Linked DNA regions of Mus musculus: region 2 is linked to region 1. A link is a contact called in ENCODE Hi-C data. All regions are on one chromosome and are shown on one strand. Each heading gives the region's core, a stretch centred on a gene start or an enhancer-like site at or near the end of the contact. The rest is flanking DNA. Distances are from core to core; before and after follow the strand shown. Region 1 holds the start of B3galnt2 (UDP-GalNAc:betaGlcNAc beta 1,3-galactosaminyltransferase, polypeptide 2). Region 2 holds the start of AW209491 (expressed sequence AW209491).

Region 1 (3,724 bases), core at 314-2,813:
AACACAAAAGTAATTTTTACAACTAGTATGACCCCATATAACCCTAAGTCTTCCTACAGTTTGCTTGCTTAATCCAGTCTATCCTAAATGGATAAGCACTAAGACATCAGGAAAAAAATCTGTTCCAAATCCAAAAGTTGTTTGCAGTCTTACTTAAACACAAGCTCAAAGGCAAGGTTTATTGTGTTGAACGCTAAAAGACTGTTAATGTTAAGGTCACATATATTCTACAGTGGGCTCTGCGTGTAGATTCCAGCAACTCACTCATCTTTGAGTGAGAGAGAGCACAACCCCAACAGATGTTAGGTGGCCAAGCATTTTGTATGTACGGCCCTTTTTTAACTAGTTTGTAAAAGTCTCACAAGCTAAATACGCATATAATGTACTTTCATTATACCACTTGGAAGTCATTCTTTTCAGTCACACAAATAGCCTTTCCAAAAAAATGGTGGTTGTCTAATAGGAAAAGAGATCACTACTAAAATAACCCCAGTGTAATCTGGTAACAGTCGGAGTTTTGAGGATTGCTAAATAAGGTATAAGACTTGGTTCTGTGATGGCTGTGAAGAACTGTTTTAAAACTTTCTGAAAAGAAAACAGCTGTTTGGATATGAAATGGTAAGATAAATCCTAACGTAGTTAAAAATTAAAGCATTACCCTATCTTTAAAATGGCTATAGAGTTCTCGACATATATAAGCATTCCGGGAAAAACTTGAAAATGACACACAGGAGACAAGAAAGTAGTGTTGAGGGTGGCAGGACAACACTGGATACGCACTGTGGGCAAACGCACCTTCAGATTGTAAGGCGAATGAGAACAAAGATTTCATTCCCACGATGGATGAAGTTTGGGAACAAATGTACGCGAAGTTAAAGAAGAATCCGGTATTCTTAGGCTCCTTAATTAGCAAGCTATCCAAGCAGAATACAGGGGCGACTCCACTCACAGCTGAACCCTAGTTCACGTCTAGGTCTTTTCCTGACTCACCTCATGATCAGAGACCACAAAGTACAGTCCGTCCCTCCTCGCTGCAAAGTGAGTCCTGACACGCAAAGCCAACACCGTCAGCACCGGCAAGCTCGCTCCCCCACCCCACCTCGGAGAGAAGCGCCCCAAGTTGTGACCAGGGCCCTCCCTCGACCACGACGCGGGCCGCTGAGCACACGCTGATAAGAAACGAACAGTTGGGTTCGCCCGACACTAAAGAAAGACTCGCTTGTTCCGTCCGTTCTGGGACGTCCGAGCCCTCCCTGTGCCCCTTCAGCCATCCCCCGCGGCCTCCCACGAGCGCAGCGACTCAGCCCCTCACCTCACCTGCCGCGCTGGGCCCGGTGTTGTGGGGGTCCGGCGGGGAACGGAGCCAGAGGTGCCAGAGGTGCAGCGCGGCCCCGAGCACGCAAGGGCACAGCAGCACCAGCCAGTTTCGCATTGGCCGCTCCCACCTCGCGCCCCCGCCGCGCTCTCCCGCGTCCCGGCCAATAGCGAGGGGACCTAAGAACACCGAGTGCCACCAGGAGTGTTCGCGCCCACGCCTGGCGTTGTCTCCGCCGCTCTCTCCTTAGATCCGCACCACGAGCGGCGGCCGCTTCCCGGCCAAGGCCACGCCCCCGCGTGCGTGGCCTTCCCACCCGTTCAGCCCTCCTCGCTCTCGCCCAGCCCTTCAGTCCGCGTCCCTGCACGCTCCTGTCTGCCGGAAGGGCGGGAGCGGTAGTCCCTCGCTGAGCCCAGGAGGGAGGCGTGCCTGAGATTGTAAGCCCGAGAAACTACGTTTCCCAGAGAGCTATGCGTGCTGCTACGCAACGCTGGAGGCGAAGTGCACACACGAAGCATGCGCGTCTCTCATCCGGCCGCGGTGCCTTAGCGGCACACTGAGCATGCGCATCCACCTTCTTGCTAGGGTTCCCCTGTAGTAAAGGCGGGTACCGCACACGGGGAACCTGCACGTTAACTGCTCAAGTTGCTGTACGACCCCCTCCGCTGTGGACATTGCTGCAGGGCGCATGACCTCGAGGAGCAGTTGCCCAGTCGGGGCAGGTTTGTATGGCACCTCAGCGCTCAACGAAATAATAGTGTGCTCCCCTGACCTATCCCATAAGAAGCGCAGCGGGGAGCCTGAGCGCCGAGTAGCAGGGAGTTTCCTGCTTCCCTCTAGTAAGCAACGGCGGGTGAGGAGGACGAGAAACACCGGGGCTTGCTATGGAAAGCGAGGACAGAGGAGAAGCCCGGATCTGGAGGCTGCCTGGGTGCGCACGCGCTCCTCACTAGGGTAACTGTCGGGAAGCACAGAAATGAGAGCTTCAGCTGCCAGATGACTTTGAAAAGTTCCCACCAAGTTGAGGTGACCAAATGTGTGAGGGCTGGGTTTGCAAAAGATCCATCTCCAACCAGCGTTAGGAAACGAGCGGACTTCACTGGAGCCACCTCTCAGGCTCAGCACCATATTGCCACTGAGTAGCGGTTTTGTATTAAAAAAGCAATTGTAGTAACACACACACACACAGACGCCCCCAGTGTCTCACGTAGTTAACAGGAAACTATTCTGCAGAGGATGGCCTTGAACTCTTGATCTTTCTGTCTTCATCTCCACAAGTGGTGCTTTGGGATGGAACCCAGGGCTTAATCCTTACTAGGCAAGCCCTCTACCAACTGAGCTATATCCTCAACCTGACACTGTTAAGATTGACTTTTTTAAAAAGATTTTATTTGATTTTTTTTTTCATTTGTGTGTGTACGCATGTGCAGGCTGGGGGGGGGGGCGTCTATCCCATCCCCTGGAGCTGGAGTTTCCCCGTGTTTGTGAGCCACCCTGTAGGTACTGGGAACTGAAATTGGGTGCTCAGGAAGAGCAGCCAGATCTCTTAACCATTGGGCCATCTCTTCAGCCCCTTAAGATAGCTTTTTCTTTGGCTATTTTTGCAATGTTTTTAATTTCAATTTTTTAATTTAGTTTAATCAGGTAAAAGCTGTGTTCTACTGTACTGTTTTATTATGTACTTAATAAAATAACTCACGTGGTCAAATTTGTTCCCATGAGAAGAAACTTGTTTGAGCGGTGATGAAGCTGAATGGTAGGGCCTTACCTACCAATGGGCAGTCTTGGGTTGATGCCCAACCTGTACAAAAAGGGGAGGGGACTCGTGTATTTGTTATTCATTACAAATCCAGAATAATTGAAACAATAATAATCATTTCATATCTCAGACTTTAGTACAGATCAGGAATTTGGGAGCTAAGTTCTAGTTCGTTTTCAAAGTTGCAGGAATATCATCAGCCAGGGCTGCAGTCATCTGAAGGCTTCATGGTGGTTGAAGAGTCTGCTTTGAACATTGCTTACTCAGATGGCAGACGTTTTAATGATGGAGACACATTGTCACTTCTGGGTTAGTCAATTGGTCACACAGAAAAGCCCTATAGAGTGGATACCTGTGTGCACAGTGTTCAGGTATTCACCAGGTGACTACCAGGAGTCGAAGATCACTGGGAACCATCCTAGATGCTGGCTAGCACAGTATGCCCTGAAAATTTGAGCACTAGTGTCTCAATACTCTGGGGTAACTTTAGGACCCCTAGTAACAAGAGTCCTGAAGACAGGAAAGAACACTTTTTTCCTTTTGAAGAGTAACAGAATTAAAGGATGAAATATATAGCTGCTTGGCAGATATCACCAACTTCTGTATATTCCTTTCCCTCTAAGGAAGAATAATTTCTATAACTTTCTTTT
Region 2 (3,724 bases), core at 542-3,041, 680 kb before region 1:
TCTCCACGTGCTCATGGCCATCTTCTCCTCTCCTCCGCTCCCCTCCCTTCTCCTCCCCCCCCCCCGCCCCTTTTTCTGTCTCTCCTACCCTGTCAACTCCCCTCCCCATTCCCTGAATAAACTATTCTATACTATACTGTGGTCTTGTGGCTGGCCCCTCAGGGGGACCTCAGTATGGGCCCACGGAGGCATCCCCTTCCCCCATACTGACTACACATCCACCAAACATTCACACACACACACACACACACACACACACACACACACATATATATATATAGGATTTAAGTGCCACTCCATAGGATGAAACCCATACTTGGCATCATTATTAGGCTACGAACCTATGCTAGGGAAGTCATAGGCCCTAGGGGAAAACTTACCACTTTATGCTGCTAGATAGTGTAAACTGACTTATTATTATACCCATAAATGAATGTATTTTCAACCCTCATCTAAGAGGCTTCTATTGCAGTAGATAGTTATTAACACAGTTGTTAATACTCACAACTGGCCAAGGTGCAGAGACTAAAAGACTACATATAACTCTTATTCCTAAAAGGGACATATGTAACACTCATATGTTACTCTCACAAGGCTCAGGGATCATTGTGAAAGGAAAAAAGGTAAGACCTGCAATGAAACCTCCTCTGGACACAGCATGCACCAACCCTGCGCAAGCCTAAGCCAGCATGGCAACTGCTGGCAATTCTGAGCGGCTGGGAGAGGGAGAGACAGTTTTCTCTAGGAGTGTAGCCTCCCTCCCACCCTTCAGTGGAAGACCACACATCCTAGACTATTTGGGTAGTACAAAGCAGTCTTGAAGGAGGGGTGGAGTATGGGATTGGTTGAGTCATCCATGGTGGATATGAACCAAACACATGATATGAAATTCTCAAAGAACTGATTTTTTTAATGTAAAAACAACTGCTTAATATTAAAAATCCACAAACTGTCCAAACAAGAGGCTCTCCTAAACTAGTCATCCTAGGATCTCTCACCTCTTACTCCTTCAATAGATGATTTTTGTTTTCTTGGGGCTTGTTGGATTTTTTTGGGGGGGTGGTGGTGGAGGGGGGATTGTTGTTTGTGTTTTGAGACAGTGTTTCTCCACATAACCCTGCTTGTTCTGGAACTTAATATGTAGACCAGGCTGGCCTTGAGCTCACAGAAATCCACCTTTCTCTGCCTCCCAAATACTGGGATTAAAGGTGTGCGCTGCCACTCCCGGATACAGTCTTTTAAGGAGTTGCCTCTTGATTTCCACAGGGTTTAGAATATCAAGCAATCAAGACTGTCTGATTTCTGCATGTGATGTCAACTTAGCAATGTTTCAATAGAACAAAGGGGATAACCAACTGGCCTCCTGTTCCCATTCTGAAGGAAAAGATGGAAGGACCCAGAACACCACACCAGGTGGCCAGCCTGGCTGTTGGACTATGACAAGGTGCGAGAGCCTGGGGTGAAGTGTTTCTGCGTGAGTGTGGTTCCCATTCTGGTATGTCCACCTGCACCGCTGGGCCTGATCCAACAAGTCCGGATCAAACAGGCTCCAGCTGGCCTAGTGCTTAGAGGCCAGAGTAGGGAAGACGCAGTACTGACCCTTCCTGCCCCGAGACCCGGCCCATGCCCTCCCTCTCCACCTCCCTCTATTCCCCACTCACTCCCTTGGTCCCCGGATCCTCACCAGCAGCGCCAGACACCATGCGCACATGGCGAGGGAACACAGAGGCAGTCTGCAGAGACAGCTCACCAGTCAGTCCTCACCTTGTTCTGCTGAGAGGCACTCCGCCTGCCGAGTCCCGCCTCTGGCATTACGTGGTTCCGGCCCGGTGAGCTTGAGCTTGAGTCCCAGGCGGCACCGCAGCGACCATATTTGTTGAGGGCAACCGGCTTCTGCTACCAAAGCGACGGAAACCTGAGCTCCCAGCCAGCAGGGGCGGGTCAAGGGTTGGGTCTCAATCTCACTGAGTCCTGAATGCTAAAACTTATTTGGGTCTCAGATTTGGATATTTTTAGCAAAATAAAAATCGAGAACCATGAGGTTCCAAACGCCACTCGGAAGCATTTTTAGTTGCATCATCCTGGCCTTTACATAGAAGGAACCTTTAAATGTGCTGTCCTTCCGAACAGGGCAGAGAACTGCATAGCTTCAGGGGCTGTGGATATTTAGTTCAAAGTTATCCGAGGTGAGGGGGAGTTTGAGAAAGCAAAACTAATTTTAAGTATTTTTTTAAGTATTATTTTAAGTATTAGATTTCAATTGTGTTTTCCTTGTCCCAAGTACTACTTTAAGGATAGAAGTAACTCAGATCAGACACACTACCAAAATCTTAAGACAGGAGCAATATCTCATTCGGTGCTTTAAATATACTAAAAAAAAAAAAAAAAAAAAAAAAAAAAAGCTCTGTAGCCAGCGCTATTCCAAATACATTACACACGAATTTATTTAGTTCTAAACTAAAGGGTAAATAGATGTATTTTGCCCCTGAGGCACAAACAACGCTGTAAATGCCTTCAGCAAAGCCTGCCAGGGTTTATCAAGCACAAATTCCAGAGGGCTTTGGAACTTCAGGTGTGTCTAAATGGGGGGGGGGGGGGGGGGCAAGAATTAAAACCATTCTTTAAAAAGACTCCATTAATAACATACCAGAGTTCTTTCTCCCATCCAGGGCAGCCAGCCCATTCCTCCCTCAGAAATAAGTTTATTGTGATGTAAGTAAACAGGTGTCAAGATAGAAAGAAGCCCAACAAAAAATAGGCACCATTAGAAAATGGGAAATTTTCCTGATTAAATGTTGCCCCTAGCCTCCTTGCTCCTCCAATGCTCCCACCCCCTACACCTTTTCCCTTCAAACAGTAAATACGTAAAAACTTCCAAAGAAATCTGACAATCACAATCTACAAGAAGACTCATTCACAAACTCAACACTCCCCAACCTTCTCCGGCTTGGATTTGGAGGACAGAGAAGGCACATACAACAGCACGTTTCCTTAAGAAGTACCTTGTAACTGGAACCTTCAGCTACCTGATTACTTTGGCCCTCAAATAAGCTTCTCTTCATTTAAGGGCTGAAGGCACAGATAGGAAACAGCTCTTCGAAGTAAAGGCATATTCTAAACATCAGTGGACTAGAAAGTACAGTAAGGAATTGAAACACAGCAAAGAGCAAGAATCAGATATTCAGTTAACAGAAATTTTAGGTCCATAATCAAGAAAAGTAAAAGGAAAAATGTAAATATACTAAAAAATTTACAAAAAAAATTTTAATAAGGACCTACTTGGGCATTCGGTCTAATAACCATTAAGAAACTTATCAAATGTCCTTCCTTTGGCAGCACATTTTAAACTAAAACCCAAGTGATCCAGAGAACATTAACATGGCCCCTACAAGAGGATGGCACACACATTTGGGAAGTAAAAACTCATCAAAAGGCAAATAATTGTGGAACAAAAGACAATCCCAAAGGCCACAGAGAGGGAAGTATTTTGTCACAGACACAAACTATAGCTAATAAAGGGGCCATTGCACTGGTTGCCAGGAACTTAAAATTCTAATCCTAGAGAAGTACCGACCCCTCCCACTGAGTATGTTTTTACTCTTCTTTACATCGAGGCAAAGGTTAGGGCTGGAGAGTTGAAAAGCTTGGAAACTGACTGGAAAGCAGGTGAGCTTAAGTACCAAGAGTCAGGAACTCCTGTGTATGACAATCAACTGAAAATGCA

Evidence for each region. Hi-C counts contacts between places; a loop is a spot of excess contacts on that map.
Region 2: a map of gastrocnemius shows a loop between it and region 1 (3-fold over the local background). The contact joins the promoter of AW209491 here to the promoter of B3galnt2 in region 1. A Hi-C loop is called at or near these places in 3 of 37 maps with a recorded cell type or tissue (adrenal gland, gastrocnemius and regulatory T cell).

Annotation. Positions count from the first base shown.
Region 1 is chr13:13,952,513-13,956,236 of GRCm38, reverse strand. It overlaps B3galnt2 (UDP-GalNAc:betaGlcNAc beta 1,3-galactosaminyltransferase, polypeptide 2), which reads right to left and starts at 1,563. Exons shown (of 12, transcript NM_178640.3): 1 at 1,318-1,563. The coding sequence starts at 1,432.
Region 2 is chr13:14,628,325-14,632,048 of GRCm38, reverse strand. It overlaps AW209491 (expressed sequence AW209491), which reads right to left and starts at 1,791. Exons shown (of 2, transcript NM_134067.4): 1 at 1,685-1,791.